2 separate regions of the Homo sapiens genome follow, and region 1 is linked to region 2. A link is a loop called in an ENCODE intact Hi-C map of the cell type or tissue named here. Cell type or tissue: OCI-LY7. All regions are shown on one strand. Links, peaks and the distances in the headings refer to the core of each region. The heading gives the core; the rest is flanking DNA. Region 1 overlaps AP3B1 (adaptor related protein complex 3 subunit beta 1). Region 2 overlaps AP3B1 (adaptor related protein complex 3 subunit beta 1).

Evidence for each region. Peaks named below come from ENCODE experiments on the same cell type or tissue, not always from the same donor. Only the 100,000 strongest peaks of a DNase experiment are listed, where the experiment ranks them.
Region 1: it touches region 2 in a loop (3-fold over the local background); 3 of 110 quality-filtered maps call a loop at or near these places.

The regions. Positions count from the first base shown.
Region 1 is chr5:78,003,749-78,019,453 of GRCh38, forward strand. AP3B1 (adaptor related protein complex 3 subunit beta 1) reads right to left here. Exons shown (of 27, transcript NM_003664.5): 26 at 11,662-11,800. Among named protein-coding and RNA genes, the nearest start is that of TBCA, 240 kb to the left of the region's middle. RefSeq lists enhancers at 12,887-13,827, 13,828-14,767. In OCI-LY7, for the core only: CTCF peaks have their summits at 4,812 (motif pointing left) and 5,012; a DNase peak (open chromatin) is centred at 4,793.
Region 2 is chr5:78,156,595-78,173,313 of GRCh38, forward strand. It overlaps AP3B1 (adaptor related protein complex 3 subunit beta 1), which reads right to left. Exons shown (of 27, transcript NM_003664.5): 12 at 9,016-9,078; 13 at 6,225-6,357. Among named protein-coding and RNA genes, the nearest start is that of AP3B1, 130 kb to the right of the region's middle. In OCI-LY7, for the core only: CTCF peaks have their summits at 5,860 (motif pointing left) and 6,065; a DNase peak (open chromatin) is centred at 5,877.

The DNA.
Region 1 (15,705 bases), core at 739-8,738, 150 kb before region 2:
AGCTCTAACTCTAAATTCCAAGACATGAAGAACCTACTGATTACACGGAACTAAAAGCAAAACTAGCCTTTTAAGCACTGCAATTGACTGAAAAGCCGTTGCAGGCATAACGAACTTCTGTCAATCCTGCTAATTCATTCTGCATGCACAGTTGAGCCTCAGGGTCATGAAGGAAGAGGACAGGAACCTCCCAAGCCTCCCTTTTCCACATGAAGCATGTTCCACACACTTTTTGGGGGAGGGGGTTTGATTGCAGGGATGACTGGAGAAAAACAAAGTTGCTGCACATGAGCTTTTGAAAACACTAACAAGTGTAGAGCAGGTCTGTGACCTGCTGTGACCCCACTTTGCAGGGCCAATCCCCTTGCCCCTTTCTATATGACACGTGTCTGAATCTGAGCCATCTGCCTCAATTTGCGCAACATCTTCAGCCACAATGGCACCCAGTTAGCCCTGACAACAGCTCACAATACATAAAAATAAAACTGCCGCGCTAACAGCACGCTGCGGACTATTCAAGAGCAAACCAACTGGTCAGTGTCTCATGTCTGACAATTAGCATGGGCCTCGCACAGAGCCCACGGTGTCCACAGGGATCTGTTTAATTACCATCAACATAAAAGAGGGAGTTTATCAGGAGACACTCAGAAAAACTTCACTCCCGACTTAATTAAAATATTAGCCACTTAAGCAGGAAGCAGATTCTCTTTAAATGAAAAGTAATTTCTTTTTTGGGTTTTTTAAAAAATAACATCAAGATCTCATAACACATTAATTTTTTTAAAACCAAACAAGCCATTTTTGGACAAATAAAATCATGAACTAGGTTGTCCAACAATAATTAGAATAATGTATCCAAACCAAAACAGATATGCTAATTTTACTAAATTTCAAATATTATAAACACTTTGAAGTTGTGTTTTAAAATGTTAGCTAATGGGCTATCAACAAAATATGTTAGAAAATCTTCCTAGGCATTTGCTTGTGCACTCTACAAGCATGCTGAAAACTTGCAAGGAATCTGACAGAGCAGTATTCCTACTGAGAGAAGCAATTGTAAGTAACCAGTTTAGGAATATAAATCATACCAATGTTTTTAAAGAGGTTTTTATAAACCTCTTAACACACACATCCATCTGCTTTTCAGACGTACACATGAGAGATTATGAACTAGGTACCTCAATTTCATCTTTGAGAAACATAAAGATCACCAGCCCTAAAATGATCTCTCTTTTCTAAGGCTCCTCACAGGTTTATGCATTTCTTTTGTCTAAATTTTTCAGGCTCTTCTGCTTCATAGGAGAATGCTGTTTCTATATTCCTGTAAAACCACGTCACCAAAGGATATGAGGTGGCTCTATTTTCCCATTCATTTATGCAACTTTTCCCACAGATTCGGTCATCACGTGTGTAATTCACTCAACAAATATTTCAACAGAGGTCCCTATTTCTGACAGGGTTATAATTATGTAAACAATAGTCTTATTAGTCCCTTTATTTACTTAACACTTGTGCCTTGGGACCATAGAGAAGGAGATTATGCCTGAATAGGAACACAAAAGCACTGTTGTTTGAATTTCAGGGTGGCACAGCCCCAAGGCACATTTTGTCTCTTTTCTATTAAAAAACTTAGAGTTAATGTTACAATTAATATAAAGTTGGCAGAGACAAATGTCAATTTTGGTGTCAGTATGTTGACAGAAATTAGAATTAGTATCTTGGACATATTTTTGAAATCCTATTGCCACAAAAGTCTCAGTACTATAAAGAATAGGGGTATGAAAGAAAAGAGGCATCTGCTTACGCTGCAATGGAAACACACTAAGCAAATCATCCTAGCAACATAATCTGCTAGCTGGTGTAAAAGCTACTGCCTTTATTAACTAGGTCTCTATGTTCTAGTGGACACAAATGGTGGAAGCAATGTTTTAAAGCGGAAGACTAGAAGATCAGATGTTCTGACATTCTCATTTCACAGTTCAGAAAGGATATATTTAATTGGAACACAGCATGATCAAAATTGGTTTGTTTTGGCCCTCGGAAGGCAAAAACCACTACCCCAGATTTATTCATCATTTAACTCCTGCACAGGCTATGCTTCAACATACATGCAAAAAATAGTTATGGAAAGAGTACTAATTCATAAGTAATAAATAGCTAGCTTTGGGATGTCAGAAACATTGATTATAAAGTCAGCGTGGGTCAGATATTTACATACTAAACTTAATGGCTGACATCAGAACCTCTGTGCTTGGCCTTGAACTAAGATCACACTGTGACAAAATTTTTTCAAAAGGCATGAGAAATTTTTGATCACTATAATGATGATAGCAGCTATCATTTGTTAAGCACTTACTGTGTTCTGGCAGTGGGTTCTAAGTGCTTCACTGGAATTATTTCATTTAATCCTATGAGGCAGGTCACTTTATAGATGAGGCAAGCGAGGCCCAGAGAAGTTGAAGAACTTCCTCAGGGCCACACACCAAATTTCTGGTTGAGCAGAAATCTGAACCCAAGCATTCTGATTCCAGGTCACACAAATTATCTTCATATATACAAAAATGCACCCATAATAATTTGTTTTTATCAGTCAACAGATAAAGTTTTTCCCATTTACCTAATATACACATAATCTATTATTGTTCCAAAAACATTAAGAAGGAAGAGTCCTCTCTTCAAAAATTGTTTACTTGATTTTGTAGTAATGCGTAATTCAAAGCGTGCGGACTTGATTCCTCATATATTTTACATTTCTGCCTTTAAAGATTTAAAACATTTTAAATATCCCCTACTCTCCTCTCCCTAAAGAGACACCAGCAATGAAAAATACAAAGCCTTTTTGAATGGAGCTGTAACACAGGGAGGGACTACGGGGAGACCAATCAACCTCGAAAAGCAGTAACACCACAAATGAGAACAAATAAGTGCGATGACAGTTAAAGATGTATTGCCTGTGTATGACGGGCTCCATGTTATTAAAAGGACACCATCTAGATATTTTTCATTTCATTCTATCACCAACCACTTGCTGTTTGTAATCACCAACTGAGAAGGTAAAACTGTTTGGCTATATCTGTATTTCATCTTATTAAATGTCTTTGTCTATTATCTCCAGCAATTGACATTTAATCTTTGAAGCCTATAGGAATTCTTAAGATTTACGAAAAAGACAGAATAAGCTGGTTGTCAAAGCTAAATAAAAAAAAGTTTCATTCTTCTTAAAAAGTTATTTTGTCTTAACTATAGTCATAATTATAAAAACAGACCAAATAGCAACAACAAATTTGAAAAAAATCTAATATCTATAATACACAGATTTATTCTCCATGCACTTAAACTATACTTTTTAAGATTTGTAACAAACTGGCTATAAATCATACATGTTCTTTGTTAGAAGGAAAAGAAATCCTATAATTCAATTGTTCTAACAATTAACATTAACGGTACAGCATGAATTTAAAAGTATTTATCTGAGAGGCTGCGTCAGTCTCCAGGGTAGTCACAAACATAACATTTTTTACACAGAATCAGATTTGCTATACTTAATGCAACAGCTCTAAGACATGCTTTTTCTTCTCTTGGATAGTCTTCCTGGTTTCTGATTTTTCTATTCTGAGTTCAATTTTCTTGTGCTTTCTGTTCTACTGGTTACCAGAAGCTGTGACAATGACCCACTCAGGCTAAAACTTTTTTTTTTTTGTACTCTGTACATGAAGCCTTCAATTACTGCCTGCTGAAGCAGACAGAATCCTATTAGTAAGAAAGACGATCACAAGATGCAGTGCCCTGCCCTAGCTGTATAAAAATAATTAGTCCAAAGTTGACAAATGTGTAATGAAGTCGCACGATCATTATATGTAAGAAATACTGGTTGGAATAAGCCTCCTAAACATCAATACCAAAGTATAGTGATTTGGAGCGCTATCTGCCAAAGGATTTAAAATTATAAATCTTTATTACCTTGAGTTATTATAGTAGAACATTTTAAACAGGCAGAGAATTTGTAAGTTGTAAAAAATTCTATTTTGTTGACTATAAAATTGCATTTTAAAGTTAAACCATTACACTATTGAATTAATAGTGAAGGACAAAAAAAGCATTTACACGTGATTTAGTTTTAGAGAATTTACACAAAGCAATGTATTTTTCCCAGTTATTTAAAAAATCACCTAACAATATTGTAGTATTTTCCTCTAACGTTCAAATGAGAAAAGTTAAAATAAAAAATAAACAACCACCATAATTTAGGACTCTCTAGTTCCTACTCTAATCTTCAGAGATGGTATAAAAAAATTATTCCCCACACTATCAGGCCAATGATGCATTCTCTTTCTTTATATAGGAAAGCTAAAAAATCTAAGTGCCCTTGCTTAAAGAAGACATAAAACATCCCAGTTATTTCAGAGCATTTCTGGTTTGTCTGGTGGGGGTGGGGTGAGATGGGGTTAACAAGGGAAAACTAATAGTAAAACAAATACATTCTTACCCCATTCTCTTTGATTCCTTACAAAATTGTCAAACCAGAAGGAAAAGCATCAAGAATACCTTTCTTTCATTTTTACGTGAAACAGTTACAGATTCCCATTAGTAAAATTGTTGCATTAGAGGACATTAAATGGTGAACTTAAATAAAACTTAAATAGAGAATGTTTTAAAGTAAAAATCAGCTGTGCAGTTTGGTTACTTCTGAAATATCCAAATATGCTTTCTGTGTGAAAATTAACTGAGGTCCGCATTTGTTTGTCAATGAACTGATGCTCAGGGCCTGCAGAGTTCAAAGCAGTCAGATAAAAATGCAGTGCTGTCCTCTAGTGGACAGCCACCAACCTGAGAAAGAACTGTTTTGATTACTAAAGAGGTTCTACAAATCTTCAGTCCTGTTTGAGACTCAAAATTTGTCATATTGTAGAAAAGACCTGAGCCTGATAGTTTTATACTTAAAACTATTTATACAAAATTTTGTTTCTGTTTATACAATGAAGAAGGTTGACAGTAGTATCAGGGCTTATACAATTAGGGCAACAAGATGTCCAATGTTATTTGAAAAGCAAAAATTCTTTGGAGAATTACAAATTCTCCAAAATTACCCAGAATTCAAATCCCATATAGTTACCAACAGAGAAGAAAACAACTAACAAACAAAAACAGTAACTCAAAAGTTAATCAAACTAAGAATAGAGAAAGGGAAATATTAGAGACCCCATCAAGAAGTGTCTTTGCCATTTGTGTTTGCAACCCTAGCACCAGCAAAATCTGTCACAAAGGTCTCCAAAAAAATACTAAGTGAAGGAGCTACACATTATAGATCTTTTTAGGATACCAAAAATAATGTGTACCAGTATTTCCCCTATTAACAACCTTCAAACAGGTATGCAATAACAGTGATTAACTGGGTGAGTTTAAGGCCTAGATATGGAACAAGTTGGCCAGGCACAGTGGCGCATGCTTGTAATCCCAACACTTTGGGAAACCAAAGTGGGAGGACTGCTTGAGCCCAGGAGTTCAAGACCAGCCTGGGCAACATAGGGACACCCTGTCTCTACAAAAAAAAAAAAAAAAAAATTAGCTGGGCATGGTGGCATGCACTTGTAGTCCTAGCTACTCAGGAGGCTGAGACAAGACGATTGCCTGGGCCCAGTTCAAGGTTGCAGTGAGCTACAACTGTGCCACTGCACTCTAGCCTGGGCAACAGAGTGAGACCCTGTCTTAAAAGAAAAAAAAAAAGAAATGAAACAAGTTGTTCTTTACCTGTACTTGAATTAAATAATAAGACTTTTATTTTAAACCTGAAATAAACTGTCTTTATGTGTGTTGATAAATTAAAAAGTTGACTACTTGGTTGCCAATGGATACACTGTTTCACTCACAGCACCAGACTTTCCTAATAGTTAAGGACCTAGTGACAACAGTAAACCAACATTTATTCGACTAGGATTGTAATTATCCACAAGTTGCATATGGTAAAAGCTTGCAAATTTAAAAAGTGACAGGATAAACAAAATCCAAATTACTAATTAAGATATACGGGGGGGTGGGGGAGGGGGAGAGGGGAAGGAATATCAGTAGTGAATACAAGTTAATAATGAAAGTTGCTCCAGAATCTTACTGAATAAGCTAAGAACTAAAATAGAATCATGGCAGAGACAGGATGTTCTGTCTTCAATCAAATATCACCTTTTCTCCTCAGAGGGTTAATTTGCGGTTCATGAAAAGGCAAAATGAGTAGGTAAGTGTGACAACTTTTTCAACAATATTATTGTATACAAATGTCAGGATTTCTGACTATGGGTGAAAATGTGAGATGGCTGAGACTGCTGAAAGACATACACAGTTATGGTCTAAGACTGTTTTATAGACACTGCTCTAATGTACTCCCGTAATGGACAATACACTGTCTTGCTGGAGCACTCTGGGATATGTGTAAGAAAAATTAAACCAAACATCTCATCTACTGGCATCCCTTACTGACTAATCAGTAAAAAATAAAACATATAAACATAGGAAAAAATATTTTGAAATGTGTCATGTGGCATTACAGCTTGATAATTCCAGGCAGCCTCAAACTGTGGACTTCGGAACATTTGCCTTCCAACCACTTGGAGTGCTGCCTAAAATAGAGATTCCTGGGCTCTTTCTCAGATTTACTGAAGCTGAGTTTTTGGGGTGGGTTCCAGAAATCTGAGTTTTACACAAACTCACACATGATTTTTTTGTACAGAAAAACCTTAGCGATTTCGGAGCTACATGTTTTTTGTTTTCTGCTTTTTGGCCACTGCACTTACTCATAAGTGCTGTTATCAGAGGACATGCAATGTAACAAAAGCAAGGCACCTCAGTTTCCACGACATTGAACACAAACCTCCTTCCTAAACCCTTCCTGGATATTTCACAGAGAATCACATGAAAGTTTTCCTGGCCCTGAATGAAACTGGGATCCCCACAGCTAACGCCTCTAATCTCCTACCTTCGAACACATGAGGTCTTGCCCTTTCACCTTTGCAGTCCATTCATATACTGGTTTAATGCTGTCCATTTTGCCCTTGGGATACACTTTATTTATGTATTAGTTTACTAGTATTGTCTTAAGTAATATGCATTAAGACCTTCACAATGTATATCTCATTAAAATAAATTTGAATATCTTACACAGGAAGTGAAGATATTCAGCTACATATTTAATAAATGCTTTTTGATGATGATGGAACTTCTCATTTTTGTAATACTCCTTATCATGCGTTAACTGTAATTTGGAAAACAGCAGATTGACGCAATGACCATAATTCTGTATCTCTCTTTTTTTTTTTTTTTTTTTTGAGATGGAGTCTCCCTCTGTTGCCCAGGATGGAGTGCAGTGGACCATCTTGGCTCACTGCAACCTCTCCCTCCTGGGTTCAAGCAATTCTCCTGTCTCAGCCTCCCAAGTAGCTGGGATTACAGGCGCCTGCCACCAAGCCTGGCTACTTTTTTTTGTATATTTAGTAGAGACGGGGTTTCACCATGTTGGCCAGGCTGGTCTTGAACTCCTGACCTCAAGTGATCTGCCTGCCTTGGCCTCCCAAAGTGCTGGGATTACGGGCATGAGCCACCATGCCCGGCCACTCTGTATATCTCAATAAGATGATTTTGTTCTCCAAGAGCAGGTTTTTCAAGTAAGTACGACAGAAATGAAGATAAAGTTGAGTCTCTCAATAGTATACTGTTTGGCTCTGATCCTATCACTCATTTAGAAAATTACAACTAAAAATCATATAATCTAACAGTAGAGCTGCTTTCTCAATTGATCTTTAAAAGTGTTAACGAAATAAAAAATGTCTCTGGTTTTTGAAGTGTATTTCATAAAACCTGTGCGCCTTTAATTGGCTTTTCTTAATGAGGGCCATTTTCTGTTGCTGTGTTAGGAATCATTTTCTATTAAGTGTTCAATTAAAATCTGTACTTTATACCATTACATACTACTCCACATTAATAAAGGTTCACTTTTCCTTAGATAATTCTTACACTAAGTATTTCTTTACCTGGCATTTAATGTAAAAATGTATAAAATTTGAAGAGTAGTAGAAATAAAGTATTCCAAAATTAGGCAATGGAAACTCTATTCATTAAAGGGTTAGAACGAATACACTAATTCTTATTAAAAGTCCTCTCAGAAAGAAAAGATCCTGAAAAATTAAATAGAACATAAGCCAGCCAAGAGTAACTTATCATATTGAAAATTTTAATCTCTTAAAATACTAGTAGTAAAAATGCTTTTCATACTTGGTGTTTTTAAAAATAATCCCAAACTGATTACCATTAATAAATATTAGAGTGGCTTTGGTCCTACTCTTTATAAACTCAAAAACGTAACTATCACAAAAGAATAAGGGAATCATTCAAAATCTCATAGGGATTTCAATTTTATCATTAGCAATTAAATAATATATAAACTTAGATATAGAAATGTATTAATTCCATGGAGTAGGGTAATATAATATGGAACACTATAGTTAAAAACATTTATTTCAATAAAGTGGTAAACAGTTAATTTATATTATTATAATGTAAACACTAATTCCTATTTCATTTTAAATGAAATTAAGAAAAGCAAAAAAAAAGTACAAAAGTACGTTTTATTAACAATTGTTTATTTTTGTTTTAATTGCTATTAGCAAAAAGAATGAGAAAAAGTGTTACATACACAGGATAATAATTTATGTCAATATCTGTATAAAAAATAAAAATAACTTTAGGTGTTTGTTACCTGGAAGCTTTCTAAAATTTAGAACATTATTACAGTCATACTTTAGCTATAAAAGCAAATATGAAATATTTTTCAATTCAGTATGATGGGACTTGAGAAGCAAGTTAAGACAGCACAGGCTATTCTTAAGTATCTACAGGTATTTTATTGACTTTTGACCCTGTAGTAACTTGGGCCCTCCCCCAGGTTACAGAGCCAAACACCAGGCCACTGATGATACGGCTAGAACAGAAAAGCCTCAAGACACTGTGGATGAGTATGAGGACCACGAACATTAAGTTTTGGGTTCAATCTCTGCACTCCAAAGTCAAATATAAATGGTTCTTAGTTGTGTGTCTCCTCTGTATTAGCATGGACAATTGAGAATTGATTGTAATTTTAATTTAAATCATTTGAGCAGGTATTACAGGTATTACATTCCAAACCAGCAAGACAAGTTACTGGCAAACTATCTTTAATAAGAATTATACAACTGTGCTAAGGGTCCCTCTAAGTCTATCTCCCAATAGGAAGATAGCTTTCATTTTATGTGGCTTTGTAACTTCACTTTTCTTCTTTCTTTTCTCTTTTTTTGAGACAGGGTCTCACTCTGTCACCCAGGCTGGAGTGCAATGGTGTGATCACAGCTCACTACAGCCTTGACCTCCATGGGCTCAGGCGATCCTCCTACCTCAGCTTCCCAAGTAACTGGGACTACAGGCATGTGCCACCATGCCGGATTTAATTTTATATTTTTTGTAGAGACAGGGTCTCCCTATGTTGCCCAGTCTGGTCTTGAACTCCTGGGCTCAAGAGATCTACCCACTTTAGCCTCCCAAAGTACTGGGATGACAGATGTAAGCCACCTTGCCCAGCCTTGACATTTTTTCTTCTAAGAAACAAAAATCTAGACAGCTGCCATTGCTTTCAGAAAAGTTAACAAAAAAAAGAAACCCAAAACAACCTATACACAAAACAAAACTAAACTAGATGTTCCAGCATAAACAGTGGCTACTCTATATTAAAACAAGACTGCAGTATTGCTGGATACTAGGTGTTTCAGGTAAAATTTCATACTGAAGAAGTTATACTTGATAATACAGCATTTTGGTGTTTTAGTAAATTCAATAATTCCAAGGACCCATAAATAAAACAAAACAGTTTCTGTTAGAGAAAATTACCTAGGAAAGTGAAAAGAAGTATTTAAAGCAGAATAAAATTAAAACAGGAAAACTCAAAATATTTATTTTCACTGAAAAGGCTTTTGTTACTCTTTTCCCTATTGAACAACATTAACTGATAAATAAGTTGTATTTTTGTGGTGGTCTGTATCATGACCTTACATCCATTTTCTTATTTTATCACCATCCTATGTGAGATAGATAGAGCTTGTCAAAAACTAAGAAATGAAAGACACCGGGCGCGGTGGCTCATGCCTGTAATCCCAGCACTTTGGGAGGCCGAGACGGGTGGATCATGAGGTCAGGAGATCGAGACCATCCTGGCTAACACAGTGAAACCCCGTCTCTACTAAAAATACAAAAAATTAGCCGGGCGTGGTGCCGGGTGCCTGTAGTCCCAGCCACTCGGGAGGCTGAGGCAGGAGAATGGCGTGAACCCGGGAGGCGGAGCTTGCAGTGAGCCGAGATCGCGCCACTGCGCTCCAGCCTGGGTGACAGAGTAAGACTGTCTCAACAACAACAAAAAAGAAATGAAAGCATGAGACCTCTTGAGCAACTTAAAAAAAAAAAAAACAGTACAAGGTAAATCTATTTTTCAACTAGTACATGCAGTTTTTATTCCGCCGTGATTAGTACAGTGAAGTTAGGCAACTACGGATACAGTAATGGCAGGTCAGCTCTTCTGAAGTCAAATCTAATGTTCTTTCATAGCTATCACAGAATTTCATTTCAATCCTACCTCACTTTTTCTTCCTGCCACCCATTTCCAAACACATAAGGAATGTAAAGCACATAAGAAGTTATAACTTCCCCAAGATTACCAAGCCCATTAGTGGCAGAGTTAGATCTAAAACCCAAATCACCTGTAGCATTTTTCATATGGGGCCTCTCTTGCTCCTGTGTTAACTTAAAAAAATGTTTTTTAAGGTCTGCAGGCCTTCCCTTTGATGCTAAATTTGTTTTCTATGATTGATAATTATATAAGAAAGGGCACACTAAATATACAGTGTGTAGATATTTTTAATGGCAGAAGTATGCCTGCCATGAGATGGTTTGCAACGAATTCCCTTAAGCTCACAGAGGACTGTGCAATCACCAAATGGATAAGAGATAATTATTTTTATCTTTACATTCATTTAAAGCCACTGGAATTCATAAAAATACAAGAGGGCAAACATTAATCACATTTTCTGCTGCCTTTCAGGACAAATAACTTGGATCTCATATTTCAGATGCTTGGTGATAGAAAATATTACTGGTCTAAGAAACAGAAGCTGTATTTACCCCCATGTTGGTCATCTAGCAGCTCTTTATTTACTGGAAGCAGTCTCAGGGGATGGCTATCAAAAGGAAATCTGTATGTAGTACCCAAACGTCCTCCCTTTCAATTAAAAAAGTCCAACTATACTGCTTTATAGAATAGTTCTTCCTGGACATCTACTGAATCTGGTGAAATAAGATAAACTCTCAACCACCTCAAAAAGGGTAACTTTATAAATTACCAAGCTATTATAAAATGTGAATATGCTCTGTATATCTTTCAGGAAAGACCATGCCAGTATGATAAGGATGCTCTGAGATGGGAAAGACAGCCTTAATGCAAAGCAATCAACAACTATACCATCAGAAAAAAAAGGGAGTGTGTGTATATATATATATGTTTAGGGGTTATTATTTCCAAAGAAAACAATGAATTTAAAATTATATATTTATACATATTCAAGTCATCTTCACCTCCACATCGTGTGTTAGTGAACCTACCTGTGTATATTATCCTGGCCAGAAGGGACTGCACCTACATTGGCTACATTTACAACCTTCTGAAAGATCACAGAGGGAGTGAAATTCTGTGGTGCAGCAATGATTACAGCAGAAGTTTCATTCATTCCTGTTAGCACTCCTGTAAAAGCAAAAGAAGGCTCCCTTTTATTAATTTCTTTTTGAAAATTACATTTACAGAATTTTAAGCTCATGGCCAAAATTTTAACTTTTTTTCAACAAAAGAAACACTACTTTAGGATGTAATTTACAAGATAATTATAAAACTAAAACAAAATGCAATTGTTTCGAAGTTTTTTAAAATCCTCATTGTATAGGAAAATGTGTAAAAATTCAGTAAAAAATCACTTAAATCTAATTTTAAGTATGATAGGATAAAAACTTAGAATCACACATATGAAATATCAATTTCAGTCTCTTTAAAGTATACTCAATCTGGGGTTTATGTAAACTAGTAAGCTTTTACTTCTTAATAATATATAAATGTATTTGTTACTATTGCTATTTTTTTCTATTCATTCAAAGATCTCTCATTGCCAAATGCTGCTTGAGAACACATCAAAGTAATTCCAGGATAACTAGCAGCAATACCTGGTAAATGGCCTCAGTATGACAGATCGAAGTTATCTCAACAGTGACTGGAAGTCACTGAAAATGCACAAGTATTTAGGCTATACTTAGAGCTAAAAGTACTTGTCTAGTGAATGGAAAGTGTTTTGCTGACAAAAACACTAATTGAAACTCCTGAAGCAAAAACTTTGAAAATGAAAGAAAAAATGAGAATGAAAACTCTTAAATCCCAGGGACATTTCAAATAATATTTAGGAGAGAAATTAAGTTAAGCAAAAGCATGAAAAAAACCATACAGAGTTAATGCAAGACATGCCATTAATATCCAGACCTCCTGTAAAAATGTTCAGTGAACAAATTCAACAACATACCAAACACTTGGAACAAATACTGAAATTTAGTGCCCGGGTTAAAAAACAAATTAATTACAACAAATGCCATCTATTTGGATCGGTGATATAAGTCATAGACATCTAATGGTTATCTATTAGAACCAATAACTCTTTGAGATATTTGATATGTGCACAGTAGTTTACAAAATTGATGAAAATAGTAAAAATCTGATTTCATGTTTTCAAAAGACTCTGCACCGTCTGGCATATATATTTAATTTAGTTATTTATTGCAAATGAAAACTAAAATTTAAAAGAATCCCTACGATTAACAGTATGAAAACACTAAAGCCTAACATTGTGAAAAGACTTTTGCCGTCAGTTAGAAAATAGAACTATCTAGCTTCTAACAACAAGCATTTTTCACTAACCACTTTCAAACTCTGGGAACACTATGTTCTGTCTTAGACCGTTTAACTTCAATATTAGGCAAAAGCTTTAAAAACTATACAAACAGTCAAACACTGCTTTTAAGTAAAGCACAGTGGCTGACATAACACTGCTGAGAGATGTGTGTACTCATTTAGGATTTAAACCTTCTCCATTAAGCTCTATTGAAGAGCAACTGCTGAATAAATGAATGCAACTATGTTTATGTTAAAAGCCTGTTTCCCGCAGCATGTAATTAAAGGAAATGTTGTACAAAGCCAGTACTTTTGTCAAGCTCCTGTAAATGGAAAGATGGATAGCACTCAGAGAAGTGAATGCATTGCTTCATATTTAACCTTAACACTCTTGTCATTAATGGTTTGTCTAACTTGTTCTATAAAAGACAAGGTACTGCTCCATTGAAGTAAAATTAAAAAAATCAACTAAACCATGCTTTTCAGAACAGAAGATTCATTATCGTCAGCTAATGTATTGGCATAAAGCAAAGTAACATCCTATCAAGGCACACATTCAATCTGCCTTCCCACCCCCCTTTATTTTTAACTCATGCTGTTTTATTGTTATAGGCAATTTGTACCACTCAGCATGACAGTGTAAACTGAATCAAGATTAATTTACATGCAAAAGAACACTTAGGAGAGCAGCATGGTAAGCAAATGTATTGTCTCGATTGCTGAGGTGGAAAAAGAACCTGGAAAGAAAAAAAGGTGCTCTAATTAAGGGGCATCAAATATGATTGCTTATGGTAGTTAAGGGCCAGAAAATAGTAAATGTCTGACCATTTAAAGAATTAGCATCTTGCTAGCTAGGAACTCATAAGATAGATGCATAAATCATAATAAAATTAAGTAAACATTTTAGGTTTCTTAAACCAGAGATTTTTCTAAATGAAACTATATCAGGTATTCTCAAATTAACAGGAAAGAAAAATAGGCAAAGGTTTCATTAAAAGTTCCTCCTAAAAAATAATACTTTAAAACACTGTAGAGCCTGTTCATATATAATAAAGGTAAAATCACTGGGAAAATATTTAAAAACTGTAGGCTAAATAATTTGTGGCTTTATTAGAATCTATCTAAATTTTGGTGAAGGCAGTAGATAGCACTTACTTTAGGCTAATCAGCTGTAATTAACTACTAAAAGGCAAACCAAATAACATAAAAAAATTCAGAAAAATTTCTAAGTTTTAGATTTGTAATTTAATTCACAAGAAGAAAATGAATAAAAATTCAAAAAAAATTCTAAGTTTTACATTTGCAATTTAATTCACAAGAAGAAAATGAATAAGAGGAGTTATCTCGGAACACGTACTCTTGAAATTAAAACTGCGTGAAGAAACCAAATTAAATATTTTTAAGTAAAAAATAGATCCCATGTTATTTTCTTATTGAAAGCATCTCACAGCTAGATCATTAACTAATTCTGCAATGCTTGAAACTCATAGCAATGAATAAATCATGCTTCTGATGGAGGCTTATATACATAACCGTCAATACGTAGAATAATCTAATCTTTCATTTACCACTTTGACTACCAATCTTATTATATATATATAAAAAAGTTTAGCCATGAAACCCTAAACACAACTGAGAAAAAGTGATAGATCATGTTGCATATTAGAAATAAAACTTTTGTTTTAAAAAATATTAATCTAAAATGTAATACTCTGTTAGAACCACTTTTATTTAATACTGTACACTTTTCAGTTACGTATATCTTTAGAATGAAAATAGAACCATATTCCCCATGTTCCTTATTTATAATTTTTTCAGTTAAATTTAATTAACACATTTAACATACTTCTTGAGTTTTAAAATGTGTCATATGAAATAAGATATTAATTATGTAAATCCACTTTATTCAAGGTAGAAAAATCGGTTAAAGCTGGTGTAACACACACACACACACACACACACACACACCCCTTAAATTTACTTGCATTTTACCTTCCAGAATTTTGCATTGATAAAATCTGAGGAAACGGATTTTTATTCTGATTTAGGCTTTTCCGTTAGTGAGAGATTTCTAGGTATCTTTTGTGGAAATAAGCTAAGCTCTTACTAGAGTAGTATAACAAATACATGTGTAAAGTTGAGGATTGAGACCTCTATTACCAAACCTGCTGAAATCTATAACTAAAAAGATGCTATTGAAAAGACTCTTTAAACCTGTGCTAAATTTGCCAGCATCAAGTTCCACATCAAAGAATGAATTCAGGAAGACAGAAAGAATGATACAGAAATGCCAAGAGACTTGCAAGGATTTACAAATACTTCATATAAACAAATTTTCAAATAGCTTTATTCAGAGTAGCCTTTCTGCTCTATTAAACATAGCAAACAGCTGCCAGATTTATTCAGACAAATAATCAACAACCATAGAAGTAAAATGGCAGAAGAAAAAGGAATTTTGGCAACAACTCCACAGAGGACCACAGCTATTCTCCAAGTGCACCTCTCTCATGCACTTAAGGTTCTGTATGGCTAGTCAGCGAAAAATCCCTCAGTCACAGCAGAGCACAAAAAATTTGATCGAAATATTAAGTATTCTAACCAAAAGCTGAGGGAGTGAAAGGGTATATAATAATCTGCTGCTTCAGATATACTTTAGCTGCACTTTTCAAAAAAAGAATATCCCCTTAACAATAAATGTGCCAAAGCCTTATTCAGTCACC
Region 2 (16,719 bases), core at 1,384-9,383:
CTGTAGTTCCTTTCTTATCTCTGCATCTTTAGATTAAGAAAGCAAAAGACGTTGGATTATGCTGCTCACCATAGTGTTCTATGTCTTTGGCTTTTAACCAGAGTCCTCAAATATTGCTCTTTGATTCCTATAAATTATATAGTGGAAATCAATTATCTACAATCTAAACAACATTTTCCCTATTCTGCAGAAAACAGCAAACTAAAAAAAAAATTTTTCCTTAAGTGAAATGCCCAGAAAAGTGAGTAGTAAAGATGAGTGGTAGTAGTAAAGAAGTCACTGTAGAAATAGCATGGAGTGCAAAGCCGGAAAGAATGGGATTGTGAGAGTGAGATGGATTTTCTCTATTTGTTCTATAAAGTCCACTCTACCTTTCTCTCCCCAGCACTGTGCCCTAAGAGGCCCACCTGTAGTCTGCCTCAACCAGACTCCCTTGGTCCTGGCTTATAGCTGTGTTTAGTCAATAGAAAGCTTCAGCAGGAGATGGTGGGGGGAGGGCGGGGATATTTGTTATCCTGGATCCCTACTCTGCCAGCCTCCTCTCCCTGGTATTACATGCAATCCCCTACTGAAGGTACTGCAAGTGGCTCACTCCTGCAGGGTCTGGTAACTGCTCCTGCTCCTCACACCCCTTCCCTTCAATCTGAGGCATGGTAAAGGCCTCCCACTGTTGATAGCCTGTTAGCTCCAGGGTGTTACATCATATCTTGTTGGTTTCCCTTAATCCTGACCACAGTTTACAAACAGTTCATTCACTTAATTCACTTCAATCATCCCTTTTAAGTGTGCCATCTGTTTCTTGCCAGAGCCTTAACTAATACAGTAACTACTACTGGAGGTGGATAGGAAGTAGATCCTCAAACTGGGATTACGGGATTTAGTTATCATACTAAACTGGCCAATCACTGGTCCAGTCTCTTTTTGGTGGTACTGGTAAAGAAACGTAACATAACTCACCTGAGAACCTGACCTTATGAAATGAATCTTATATAATGTGTTATTAATGCTAATGATGCCAAAGAAATAAATCAACATTGCCTTTACTTATTATTTTGATATTTTTATTAATAGGGCTTCATGGCTATTAGGAATTCCCCTGGCATACACTACAAAGGTTTATTTTAATATTATATTAGAAATACCATAATTTGTGTCCTATTACTCTTTTTTTTTGAGACAGAGTCTTGTTCTGTGGCCCAGGCTGGAGTACCATGGCGCAATCTCAGCTCACTGCAACTTCCACCTCCCAGATTCAAGCAGTTCTCCTGCCACAGCCTCCTGAGTAGCTGGGATTTACAGGCGCGCGCCACCACGCCTGGCTAATTTTTGTATTTTTAGTAGAGACGGGGTTTGACCATATTGGTCAGGCTGGTCTCAAACTCCTAACCTCATGATCCACCCGCCTTGGCCTCCCAAAGTGCTGGGATTACCGGTGTGAGCCACCATGCCCGGCCTACTCTTTTTCACTGAAATGTATTTTTTATAAAGCTCCGTTTAAGAATATAAACAAAATTCATCATTCTAATCATTAGTAAATATATGTATTTCAAACTGTTTACCTGCTTATCCATAAGAATAAGAAATTAACTAATATTGACTGGGCACAGTGGCTCAGCACTTTCGGAGGCCGAGGCAGGAGGATGGCTTGATCCCAGGAGTTTGAGACCAGCCTGGGCAACATGGAAAACCCCAGGTCTACAAAAAATCCAAAAATTAGCCAGGAGTTGTGGCACGTGCCTATAGTACCAGCTATTCAGGAGGCTGAAGCAGGAGAATCACCTGGGCCAAGGAAGGTTGAGGCTTCAGTGAGCCGTGATCACAACACTATACTCCAGCCTGGGTGACAGAGTGAGAAAAGAAAAAACAAAAAAAAACCTAGTATGATTTAACTAAAAGCTAACTAATATTAATGCTTCAGTTTACAAAACAACATCACATTTCATTTCCTTCTCACAATAATGTAAAGTAGGTACCTTATTATTATTATTTTAAAGATGAAGAAAGGGAGATGCACTGGAATTGTATAACTTTACCCAGAATTCAAACTCAGAACTAGGATGTACATTCTATCTATATACGTTCTATGTTACGATAGGCAGGTATTACTTCTTTTTTTTTTTTTGAGATGTTTTGCTCTTGTCGCTGAGGCTGGAGTGCAGTGGCGCAATCTCGGCTCACTGCAACCTCCACTTCCGGGGTTCAAGCGATTCTCCTGCCTCAGCCTCCCAAGCAGCTGGGATTACAGGTGCCCGCCACCACGCCCAGCTAATTTTTTGTATTTTTAGTAGAGATGGGGTTTCGCCATGTTGGGCAGGCTGGTCTTGAACTCCTGACCTCAGGTGATCCACCCGCCTTGGCCTCCCAAATGCTGGGACTACAGGCGTGAGCCACCGCGCCCACCCATAGGCAAGTATTACTTCTATAAAGACTACCTCTTGGTGCTATGAGGAAAGCAAAGGTAAATCAGAATGAGATTCTGCCCTCATCAAACTTACACTCTAGCAGAAAAATAAATGGTTATGTGATTACTATGCAAAGCAAAATTTGGTAAGTGTGGTTTTAAAGAATGCATAGTATAACAAATTTATATTTTTAAAATACATTATTGCAAAACTAGCCTAAGTAAGAGAAAAAAATGTTGCATAATTTAATTATCTACAAGCAGACGCAGGATTGGCTACAGTTGAAATATGCGTTTGGCATCATTTATCTTTAGGAACTACATTAGTTTCCTATTGTTGCTGTCACAGATTACTAAAAACATAGTGGCTTAAAACAATGCAAATTTATCATTGTACAGTTCTAAAGTCAGAAGTCTAACATAGGTCTTATGGGACTAACATCAAGCTCTCAACAGGGCTGCGTTCCCTCTGGAAGTTCTAGGGGAAATCTTTTCCTTCCCCCTCCCAACTTCTCAAGCATGCCCACATTCCTTGGTTCAAAGACCTCTTCCAACAATCACATCACCCTGACCTTCTGACATCTTCTGACTGACCTGCGTCTCTCTTTCCCTTATAAAGACCCACATGATAACATTAGGTCTAACCACATAATCTCCCCATCTATAGAAACTTGACTTAATCAATCTGCGAAGTCTCTTTTTCCACGTAAGGTAACATATTCACAGGTTCTGGGCATCTTTGGAACGCAATAATTCTGCCTACCACAAGTGCCTTCTCATTCCCCTCAGGTAATTCCACTCTACTTCTCCTTTATGGTACCTCTTGGTTTCCAAAGACCTCAGCACTTTGGTGCTACTCTATCAGAAGCACAAAATGATCCTATGTTCTAGATATTTCCTAACTTCCTCCTTGTCCTCAACAAATCTTAATGGACCTAACTTTAAAAAGTACAGTCTACTATCATACTCATTTTACAAATGAAGAATCTGGTGCACAGGTAGACTGGGTAATTTACTCAGGATAGCTGTAACATTCTACATAGGTGGTATAGTCCTACATGTAAGCAAATAGCTGGCAAGAGAGTAAGTGGTCACTATATGGGAAGACTATAATATATTTGTCTTATATTACTATCTCCCTCCAATGGACTATTAGCTCTATAAAGATAGGAACCTTTTATAAGTTAAATAAATATCCTATTAATATATTCAACATTTATTAAACATCTCAACTGATTTAAGTCTTCAATAAATGCTTACTGAATTGTTTAAAACTAAACAAAACAAAGTCTTCTGCCCCAATCCTTTTAGTTTAGAGTAGATGGCAATAAGGTTATTCAAAAAAGTAAATTTCGCTAATATGTTACCTAAAATAAATTACCTAAGTCAACTGAAATGTAGATTTCTCTTACTAAAGGTCTATAAGAAATTGGCTTATCAAATTAATCTTAGAGAGTAATAATAGGCTGTTTTAGGGCAAGCTTCAAGTCTGCTTAGAAAGGCTCTTAACAACACACACACAAAACTAGAGGTCCAAGAGAAATATATTAAACATATTTAAAAACAATTGAGCCTAAATGTCCCTGAGGTTTAAAGATTCATTATTTGAACAGATGATGAGGTATTCATTTCAATATAAAATCAAATAATTACAGATTCCTAGAGCCTTAAAAGATCTTAACAGATTTTAAAGAAACTGAGTCTTCATTCACAGTATTTATTCCTAAAAGTAGATCTTTTAATACAAAGAGGAAGGGGCTCTATTGTCAGGGTGGCTATGTTAAAGTTAAAAATACTATGACTTTCTTTTATGTTACTAATTTTGATATAAATATTCTCCTTATTTGTTTTACCTCTCACTTTTACTGAGCCAGACTTCCAAACTACAAAAAATAGTGTAGCATATGTGATACAGACATAATTAATCAGGTATTATGGGCTAATGATGATTATGCAAATATAATCTGACAATACAATTTAAGTTTGTTAATATTCACACTGCAGGAAAAAAAAAACCATGATTAAGAGTTGTATCAAAAAACAAAAGCCTAACCATTAAAATATCAAAATTTAAAGTAGTTAAACTAAATCCTTCTACTTTTAGAGAGGAAGTATGTATTAGTCTTTCATTTTCTAATTGTAAAACAATCTAGTCTTCCCTTAAAAGTGATGTAGGGGTAGAATATTTATCTTTTAAAGTCAATAAAAATATTTTTTGAGAAATTAAATCTGAAGCAGAAATAACTGCTTTAAAATCCAAAGCTTGAAATTTTCCATTAGAAAAAAAAAGTCAAAAAATAAAATTGAGAAAATTTGAATATATTTTGTATTTGAATGAACTAATCAGTGTTCTAACTAATTTCCGGTGCTTTCTGTATGTAACTAAAATGTAAAAGAACAATTGCCCTGGTAAGCCTTGGTTCATAATCTTTAATGGTACAAAGTTATTTTCCCAAGGTGTGTATTTTATTTGGTTGAATAGAAAGTCATTATTAAAGGCACAGGAAAATTTCTTTAAAACACATTTTTAATGTCACATTTTAAAATGTGACATAGAAACAGAGATAAAAGGATTAGTTATTATTAAAAGTAGAAAGAGATAGAATGGATGACGTTTATCATCCTATCTCCACTAGCTACTTTGTAGAGATAAAAAAAAATTTTAAACCTATCGTCTTGATAATTTTGGTTGGCATTTATTTGGAGTTTTAATACTACATGTAGAAAAATCTTCAGTCATAGTATCTTGAGTTTACAGGTACAAGTTTAAAATTTTATGCTCACAACAAAAATCAATGTTATCTGGGAATAAATTTTGTTCCAATTTTTTTCATCAGAAATACTCTCAACAATGTTACAGTTTTCTAAAGATATCTACATGTGGGAAAAAATAATTAGAGATTATAGGATTCTTGTACTAAAAAGTTATTTTTCAAATAAAATGTAATCAATTTTGTTGTTTTACCTCATGGGCTGCTATATCATATATGCCCATATCTAGACATGACATAGACATTAGTATATTTTAAATTCCACAAAATAATTTCAATGATTTTACAAAGAAAATTATGCTTTTCTTAAAAAAGTCTCATTTTAATACATAATTATAATAAAAGTTCTTTAAACAAAATTATTTTAAAGGTAAAGTTGGCTTTTCTTTCTTTCTCTAAATGGCTCCATTTATTTCAAAGCCTTACCCATAGAAATAACTGACGCTTTGCCACAGAACAATATGGGATCTAGCTTACATATTTTACTGGATATTACCTATCCAGTTTTACCGAACACTTAGATATTGTTTGGCTTAAAAACACAAAGCTGCTCCAAGTTTATGGCTTTTAAATCTAGTTAATTTTGAATATAATTAGGTGAATTTCTGAGGAAAAAGAATGTTGAAGGTATACAGTTAACATATTTTTTGATCTAGCCACTTCTCCATGTTATAGTCATTTGCCTGCTTTTAGCACCCTCTGCAGGTGAACCAATATTATGCATGACTTACATGCCATTAAAATGCAGTAAAAAGGTGGAAAAGATACAATCAAGGTGATTAAATTGTAAAGAAGTAAAACAAATTTTCTTAGATCTGTTGCGGTAAAACAAATACTACCTGCTAGTTAATGGCCTATTTTACTAAAAAAAAAAGAACCCAGAATATGCATATTTATGTGCATTCAAGGATAAAATGCTACTTATTGTGACCATACTACTGATATAACTGGAAAAGCTAAAATGCAAAGTTAGAAAAGGTTACAACTTGGAAATAATACCAAGAATATTCAAATTTAAATCACCTGAAAATAAAATGAAACTGTAAACTTACCATCCCTGTTGGACAGCAGACAGACCAAGCCATTGAGGCACGTGTCAGTGACTTCCAAGATGTTGGTTGCACATCTGCCTATAGTCTGAATAGTGGCTGCTGCAAATTGTTTATCCTGGCTTTTCACATAGGTCTAAAAGATATTATTTCAATTAGTTTACACACTGGTATTATTGAGTTAACCAAAACTCCGATTATATTAAACTTTGTCAATATATAAGAATTCCAGAATACATAAACTTCTCATAAGCACAATATGAGGACCAAGTGATGATGTAGATTAATTTCATTTTGTTTTGATTTTTTTACTTAAAGAATGTGCCTATGGACGAAGCACATTTTCAAGCCAGGCTCATTCACCTGTGGCCATAGTGGCTTGAGACTCCAAAACAGATAGTAGGAGCAGTCACCCAAAGACAGCAATTAGTTTAAGTGCAAGGTTGAAAGAGATGATGAGAGCTCTCTCTTTGGAGGTTTCAGTTCATTTACCAGCAGCATCTGTGAATCTATGAAAAAAAGGGTCACTTTTTCAGAGACACTAAATCTAAAAACTGGGAGAAAAGGAAGAAAGGGACCAGTAGGCTATTTACAAACATTTTAATTTCAAAATCTATCACAATGGTTGTAAAAGAATAATAGTTACGGTGAACAGTATTTCAATAAATACTTCAAATACTCAGTTTATAATAAAATAAAATACCATACTTTTGAAATAGATTTTCTTTAAAAGTATGCTTTAAAAATATACTGTAAAGGGTATATGTGTGTGTGTGTATATATATATATGTGTGTGTGTGTATATATAGTATATATATAGTATACATATATATATATACACACACACACATATATATATACACACACACAAATTTAAAAATAAAGAAATAAATCACTGATTTAACAACAGGAAGTTAAAATATCTTTATAAATTTTATAATGGCCCTAGAGAATTTCACTTTGCTTAGAACCTTCCTAATTTTTAAATGAGGAAAGCTTCTATTGTTTACAGAAATATACACACTTTGTATCATATACATGAAATTTGAAAGGTCATTTACAATCGAAATTTTTAAGAAAGATTCCCAACCTCAAATAAGAAGTATACAATGTAGACTTAACACTATGAAAAATGCAATACATTTAAGTGGTGTCTAAATGACAAATGGAGGAGAAAACCTAAAGATGTCTAAAAAAATACAAATTTGCTAAAAATGGTACCAACCAGGTGATTAAACATTGAACAAATAAATTAAATTAATTAAACTCTCCTAGTTCCATGAAGGCAAGACCAATTATATTTAAAAGTGTTCCCAAATAAATTATTTAATTTCCTTAAAGAAAAATATGAACTTATGAGTCTTTAGAAACATTCCCTATTTTACCCAAAAAGTTACTAAAAGCGTAACTATGAGCATAACACAAACATAGACAGAAGGTACAAATTTAGACAGTGATAAAAATGAATACATGAAAAAAATACTTAAAAGTTTGACTGAAAAATGGACCTTATTAAACATCCTGATATTAAATGAAAAGACTAGATGACCAATATTTTGAAACAGGTCTAGTATGTGCCCTCTATACAACCCATTCCATAACATTACCTAAGTCTCCTTTCCTACAATCCCAGGAGACTTGATATAAGCAAAAACTGGACAGTGAGAGGACACCCAAAGAGACTAGATAGGACAACAGGAAAGGAACAAGAAAAAACACAAAGACCAATACTTTAAATAAATAAAATTATAGGAATGAAGTGAAAATCAGATTCAAGCAATGATCTGCAGCTATAAGATTACTGAATAATAACATAAAATAGTATATTTTCTAGAACATCTTAATTTTTTAAGAAATTTGTCTAGAAAGATACACAACATAAAAGTGGAGTAATCCAGGTATGAAAATATAAATTATGGACATGCCATATTATTCTACTATTCCTGTAAAAAGTTTAAAAATCACATAGCTAAAAAGAAATCGTGTATACAGTGTCTTATAACCAAGAAGAAATTTAATATTGGCATATAGGAGAACTATGGCAAAAAATACATCTCTAAAAGTTGGAAGCTGATAAAAGAAAAACTCTGTGATTAGTGCATAGTATGTGGTATATTTTTGTTAAGAAAACAGATAGTGGAATATAAAAGTCATAATACTGATGTAAAGTTTTCTATTGCTGTGCTCTACAACTAAGGCTTCAGAGATGACCTTTCCATCATAAAGGGTATCATGTCCATGAAGTAATTTTTGAATAATATTTTGGGGGGAAATGCAGCTAGGAAGAGTCTCATAAGGCATAAAAATACAACTAAACAAATCAAAATAAAAAACAGCAATTTAAAAAATCGTAGTGGGGCAATTATGAAACAAATTTTTTTGAGCTATATATGAGGCTAAGGGGGCAGTGTCAAAAATAGTCATAGGTCAATAAAATGGGAACAACCAGGTAAGAAATGAAACCGTTTTCATGACCACAGAATATAGAAAGGACTATTGATGCTGGCAGCACAAAAAGATGAAATTCTTACCAGAAATACAATTTCAAACAAAGACAGAGTTATAAACCAAAGTCCTTCAAAGTCTATGAAAATATGAAAGAGAATACTATGTTTTCCTTAAATTATAAATTGTAATTAGTTTATTCTTGCAAATTTATGAATTTCTTAGTTGTCAGTCTTGTCCCAATCACTATTTTATGTACATAATTACATATTTCTAGATAGAAAAAGATGCATATTTAAGACTGAACATATGTTTTAGAAGTTTTTTATAATTAGCACTGTACACAAACCTGAAATTCTCGAAGAAGAGTTGATATGTTGGCTTCATTTGCCAAGTTTGTCAAAATTTCAAGCTATAGTAGAGAAAAGAGAAAGTAAACATTTTAAAACAAAGGTAGCAAGATGAATTTAATAGAGTACAGACATTTAATTGAAAGTTTATTTCTACTTTTAAAAATCACATTGTCAGCCGGGCACAGTGGCTCATGCCTGTAATCCCAGCACTTTGGGAAGCCGAGGCGGGCGGATCACCTGAGGCTGGGAGTGCAAGACCAGCCTGACCAACATGGAGAAACCCTGTCTCTACTAAAAATACAAAATTAGCCGGGCATGGTGGTGCATGGTGGTGCATGCCTGTAATTCCAGCTACTTGGGAGGCTGAGGCAGGAGAATTGCTGGAACCCAGGAGGCAGAGGTTGCAGTGAGCAGGAGAATTGCTGGAACCCAGGAGGCAGAGGTTGCAGTGAGCCGAGATCGCGCCATTGCACTCCAGCCTGGGAAACAAGACTGAAACTCTGTCACACACACACACACACACACACACACACACACACACACACACACACACACACACAAATCATATTGTCGCCAATGTGGTAAGGCATTATACCCTTCAGGTCAACTTAGTCTACCTTCTTATGTCCACAAACAGATATTAGACAATTACTAGTTCTTTGAAAACAATTCGGAAAAGGAGAATTCTACATCTTCACTAATTGTCTGCCCAATACAAACTTATAATTTATATCTAATTAACCTAAACAATTCTGCTAGTTTGGCTTTTTGTCTTTTAGTAAAGTTAGAAAACAATTTGCCCTCCATGTTAATACATCTGCTTTCCAGATACCAATTAATTCTTTTGATTTGTTCTCCTATAGTCTACCATCCCAAATACTCAGACATTTTAATTCTCTCTTCTGGATTTATAGATATAAACAATGTGTAATCTCCAATGGGCTTGTGAAAAAAAATTTTTACTAATAAAAAATATTTAGTCTTAAGAAAATCACAAAAAAATAGAAGAGACAAACAGAAGCAAATCAAGATGTGAACATAAATACATTCATATCAATAAACTACATTAAATAAAGCCAAATACTTAGAGCCAACTGATCTTTGACAAGGCAAACAGAAACACAAAATAGGGAAAGGATACCCTATTCAACAAATGGTGCCAGGATAATTGGCAAGCCACATGTAGTAGAATGAAACTGGATCCTCATCTCTCATCTTACACAAAATTCAACTCAAGATGGATCAAAGACTTAAATCTAAGACCTGAAACCATAAAGATTCTAGAAGATAACATCGGAAAAACCCTTCTAGACGCTGGCTTAGGCAAAGACTTCATGACCCAAACCCAATAACAAATGCAACAAAAACAAAGATAAATAGATGGGACTTAATTAAACTAGAAAGCTTCTGCACAGCATAAGAAATAATCAGCAGAGTTAACAGACAACCCACAGAGTGGGAGAAAATCTTCACAGTCTATACATCTGACAAAGGACTAATATCCAGAATCTACAAAGAACACAAACAAATCAGCAAGAAAAAAACAATCCCACCAAAAAGTGGGCAAAGGATATGAATAGACAATTCTCAAAGATACACAAACGGCCAAGAAGCACATGGAAAAATGCTCAACATCACTACTTATTAGGGAAATGCAAATCAAAACCACAGTGTGAAACCACCTCACTCCACCAAGAATGGTCATAATCAAAAAATCAAAAAATAATAGATGTTAGCATGGATGTGGTGAAAGGGAACACTTTTACACTGTTGGTGGGAACGTAAACTAGTACAACCACTAAAGAAAACAGTGTGGAGATTCCTTAAAAAAGTAAAAGTAGAACTACTGTTTGATCCAGCAATCCCACCAGTAGGTATCTACCCAGAGGAAAAGAAGACATTATACAAAAAAGATACTTGCACACACGTTTATAGCAGCACAATTTGCAATGGCAAAAATATGGAACCAGCCCAAATGCCCATCAATCAACATGTGGATAAAGAACATGTTATATATATACACACACACACACACACACACACACATACACACCATGGAATACTGCTCAGCTATAAAAAAGGAACAAAATAATGGCATTCACAGAAACTAGATAGAATTGGAGACTATTATTCTAAGTGAAGTAACTCAGGAATGGAAAACCAAACATCGTATGTTCTCACTCATAAGTGGGAGCTAAGCTATGAGGATGCACAGACATAAGAATAATACACTGGACTTTGGGGGCTCAGGGGAAAGGGTGGGGGGTGGTGAGGAATAAAAGACTACACATTGGGTACAGTGTACACTGCTTGGGTGACGGGTGCACCGAAATCTCAGAAATCACCACTAAAGAACTTATGCATGTAACCAAACACCACCTGTTCACCAAAAACCTACTGAAAAAAAAAAAAAAACAAAAAAAATAAAACAGCAAATGATCTAAACGCTCCAATTAGAAGGCAAAGACTGTAGGAGGAGTTCTTTACATATTCTGAGTACAAATCATTTATTCAGACACATGTATTAGAAATATTTTTCCCAGATAATCTTTTAATTTTTAATTTTATTTTGATAACTATATTTTAACTTTTAGACAACTTTTTTCTTTTTTCTTTTTTTTTTTTTTTGAGACAAGGTCTTACTCTGTCACCGAGGGTGGAGTGCAGTGGTATGATCATGGCTCACTGCAGCCTCAACCTCTGGGGCTCAAACAATCCTCCCACCTCAGCCTCCCAAGTAGCTGGGACTACAGGTGCATACCACCAAGCTCAGCTTATTTTAAATTTTTTTGTAGGGACGGAGTCTCGTTGTGTTGCTCAGGCTGGTCTCAAACTCCTAGGCTCAAGCGATCCTCCTGCCTCAGCCTCCCAAAGTCCTAGGATTATAGGCATGAACCACTGCATCCAGCTGGACAACTTCTAAAAAACAATCTCAAACATAGGAAAAAGCTACACGTATAGTACAAAGAACTGTTGCTGTTGTTTTTCTGAACGATTTGAGACGATAGATGCCAATCTGATGCTACATTATCCCCAAAAACTTCTATGTATATTTCCTATAAACAAGGACATGTTCCACAGACTACAGTACAACGAAGAAAATCAGGTCATTAAACTGATGCATTACTTTCACACAATTGTCACTATGCACGTAAGTTTCAATAACTGTCTCAATGATGTATAATAAAAGGATCCAGTTCAATATCACATACTGTATTAAGTTGTCTCCTTTGGTCTGAAACAGTTTCTTAGTCTTTCTTTTAACTTATATGACCTTGACATTTTCGCTAATTATAAACCAGGTTTTTTTGATAAAATATCCTTGAATTTGGGTATAATTTAGATTTTATTATTAAACTCAGTTTTCATATGAATAATACATCATTCTAATATTGAACAGTCTTGAATAGTCCATAGTCCATCCTTTCCTCATTGGTTTGTAATATCTCCTCTACTATATGGTACATTTTTGCGTGTATGGGCACATTTCTAGGCTTTCTACTCTTTCCACTTACTTTTCTGTCTAAATATCACACTATTTTAATCACTATAGATTTATATTCCTAACTGCACTCTATGCCATACTTATTACTTCCTGAAAACAATGCTCTTTCATAATCCCTTGTGTTAGCATGAATTATGTTTTTCACCTACTCTAACCCTTCGACCTCCCAATCAACCTGCCAACCAAGAAAAAAATTCACAATATTATTCTTTTAAGATCCACCCAAACATCATCTTTTCTAAACCTCTCATAGAATTAGCTCCACCTTTCTGTTCTTCACAACACTCAATTCAAATATCTGTATTACTTAAAACACACAGTACTAAAATAAGTTAGTTAGAGACAGGGTCTCAGGCTGGAGTGCAGTGGCATGATCAATGGCTCACTGCAGCCTCAACTTTCTGGGATCAAGCAATCTGCCCACCTCAGCCTCCCAAGTAGCTAAGATTACAGACATCGGCCACCACGCCTGGCTAATTTTGATTTTTTTAAAGAGACAGAGTCTCACTATGTTGCCGAAGCTGGTGTCGAACTCCTGGCCTCAAGCAATCCTCCCACCTTAGCCTCCCAAAGTGCTAGCAATACAGGCATGAGCCACTGTGCCAAGCCCTGAAGTTTATTTATTTATTTATTTATTTATTTATTTATATTATTATACATTAAGTTTTAGGGTATATGTGCACAACGTGCAGGTTTGATACATAGGTATACATGTGCCATGTTGGTTTGCTGCACCCAACAACTCGTCATTTACTTTAGATATTTCTCCTCATGTTATCCCTCCCACAGCCCACAAACCCCTGACAGGCCCCGGTGTGTGATGTTCCCGGCCCTGTGTCCAAGTGTTCTCATTGTTCACTTCCCACCTATGAGTGAAAACATGCAATATTTGGTTTTCTGTCCTTGTGACAGTTTGCTGAGAATGACGGTTGCCAGCTTCATCCATGTCCCTGCAAAAGACATGAACTCATCCTTTCTAATGGCTGCATAGTATTCCATGGTGTATATGTGCCACATTTTCTTAATTCAGTCTATCATTGATGGACATCTGGGTTGCTTCCAAGTCTTTGCTATTGTGAATAGTGCCGCAATAAACATACGTGTGCATGTGTCTTTATAGTAGCATGATTTATAATCCTTTGGGTATATACTCAGTAATGGGATCACTGGGTCAAATGATATTTTTAGTTCTAGATTCTTGAGGAATCACCACACTGTCTTCCACAATGGTTGAACTAGTTTACAGTCCCACCAACAGTGTAAAAGTGTTTCTATTTCTCCACATCCTCTCCAGCATCTGTTGTTTCCTGACTTTTTAATGATCGCCATACTAACTGGTGTGAGATGGTATTTCATTGTGGTTTTGATTTGCATTTCTCTGATGACCAATGAGGATGAGCATTTTTTCATGTGTCTGTTGACTGCACAGATGTCTTCTTTTGAGAAGTGTCTGTTCATATACTTTGCCCATTTTCTGATGGGGTTGCTCTTTTCTTGTTTTTTCTGGATATTAGCCCTTTGTCAGATGGGTAGATTGCAAAATTTTTCTCCCATTCTGTAGGTGGCCTGTTCACTCTGAAGGAAGTTTCTTTTGCCATGCAGAAGCTCTTTAGTTTAATTAGATCCCATTTGTCTATTTTGGCTTTTGTTACCATTGCTTTTGGTGTTTTAGTCATGAAGTCCTTGCCCATGCCTATGTCCTCAATGGTATTCTCTAGATTTTCTTCTAGGGTTTTTATGGTTTTAGCTCTAACATTTAAGTCTTTAATCCATCTTGAATTAATTTTTTGTATAAAGTGTAAGGAAGGGATCCAGTTTCAGCTTTTTATATATGGCTAGCCAGTTTTCCCAGCACCATTTATTAAATAGGGAATCCTTTCCCTATTGCTTGCTTTTATCAGGTTTGTCAAAGATCAGATAGTTGTAGATATGTGGTGTTATTTCTGAGACTTCTGTTCTGTTCCATTGGTCTATATATCTGTTTTGGTACCAGTACCATGCTGTTTTGGTTACTGTAGCCTCGTAGTATAGTTTGAAGTCAGGCAGCGTGATGCCTCCAGCTTTGTTCTTTTTGCTTAGGATTGTCTTGGCAATGTGAGCTTTTTTTTGGTTCCATATGAACTTTAAAGTAGTTTTTTCCAATTCTGTGAAGGAAGTCATTGGTAGCTTGATGGGGAGGGCATTGAATATATAAATTACCTTGGGCAGTATGGCCATTACCACTATACTAATTCTTCCTATCCATGAGCGTGAAATGTTCTTCCACTTGTTTGTGTCCTTTTTTTATTTCACTGAGCAGTGGTTTGTAGTTCTCCTTGAAGAGGTCCTTTACATCCCTTGTAAGTTGGATTCCTAGGTATTTTATTCTCTTCATAGCAATTGTGAATGGGAGTTCACTCATTAATTTGGCTTTCTGTTTGTCTGTTCTTGGTCTATAGGAATGCTTCTGATTTTTGCACATTGAGTTTTTATCCTGAGACACTTTGCTGAAGTTGTTTATCAACTTAAGGAGATTTTGGGCTGAGACGATGGGGTTTTCTAAATGTACAATCATGTCATCTGCAAACAGGGACAATTTGACTTCCTCTTTTCCTAATTGAATACCCGTTATTTCTTTCTCTTGCCTGATTGCCCTGGCCAGAACTGCCAACACCACGTTGAGTAGGAGTGGTGAGAGAGGGCATAATTGTCTTGTGCCAGTTTTCAAAGGGAATGTTTCCAGTTTTTGCCCATTCAGTATGATATTGGCAGTGGGTTTGTCATAAATAGCTCTTATTATTTTGAGATACATTCCATCAATACCTAGTTTATTGCGTGTTTTTAGCATGAAGGGCTGTTGAATTTTGCCAAAGGCCTTTTCTGCATCTATTGAGATAATCATGTGGTTTTTGTCGTTGGTTCTGTTTATGTGATAGATTACATTTATTGATTTGCATATGTTGAACCAGCCTTGCATCCCAGGGAAGAATCCATCTTGACTGTGGTGGATAAGCTGTTTGATGTGCTGCTGAATTCGGTTTGCCATTATTTTATTGAGGATTTTCGCATCTATGTTCATCAAGGATACTGGTCTAAAATCCTCTTTTTTTGTGTGTGTCTCTGCCAGGCTTTAGTATCAGGATGATGCTGGCCTCATAAAATGAGTTAGGGAGGATTCTCTCTTTTTCTATTGATTGGAATAGTTTCAGAAGGAATGGCACCAGCTCCTCTTTGTACCTCTGGTAGAATTCGGCAGTGAATCCGTCTGGTCCTGGACTTTATTGGTTGGTAGGCTATTATTATCTCAATTTCAGAGCCTGTTATTGGTCTCTTCAGAGATTCAACTTCTTCCTCGTTTAGTCTTGGGAGTGTGTACGTGTCCAGGAATTTATCCATTTCTTCTAGATTTTCTAGTTGATTTGCATAGAGGTATTTATAGTATTCTCTGATGGTAGTTTATATTTCTGTGGGATTGGTGGTGATATCTCCTTTATCATTTTTTAATGCATCTATTTGATTCTTCTCTCTTTTCTCCATTAGTCTTGCTAGCAGTCTATCAATTCTGTTGATCTTTTCAAAAAACCAGCTCCTGGATTCATTGATTTTTCGAAGGGTTTTTCGTTATTGGGTATTTCGTTTTTGAAGGGTATTTCGTTATTATTGAAGGGTATTTCGTTATCTTAATTATTTCTTGCCTTCTGCTAGCTGTTGAATGTGTTTGCTCTCATTTCTCTAGTTCTTTTAACTGTGATGTTAGGGTGTCGATTTTAGATCTTTACTGCTTTCTCTTGTGAGCATTTAGTGCTATAAATTTCCCTCTACACACTGCTTTAAATGTGTCCCAGAGATTCTGGTATGTTGTGTCTTTGTTCTCATTGGTTTCAAAGAACAGCTTTATTTCTGCCTTCATTTCGTTATTTACCCAGTAGTCATTCAGGAACAGGTTGTTCAGTTTCCACGCAGTTGTGCAGTTTTGAGTGAGTTTCTTAGCCTGAGTTCTAAATTTGATTGCACTGTGCTGTGAGAGTTTGTTGTGATTTCTGTTCTTTTACATTTGCTGAGGAGTGCTTTACTTCCAACTATGTGGTCAATTTTAGAATAAGTGTGATGTGGTCCTGAGAAGAATGTATATTCTGTTGATTTGGGATGGAGGGTTCTGTAGATGTCTATTAGGTCTGCTTGGTGCAGAGCTGAGTTCAAGGCCTGGATATCCTTG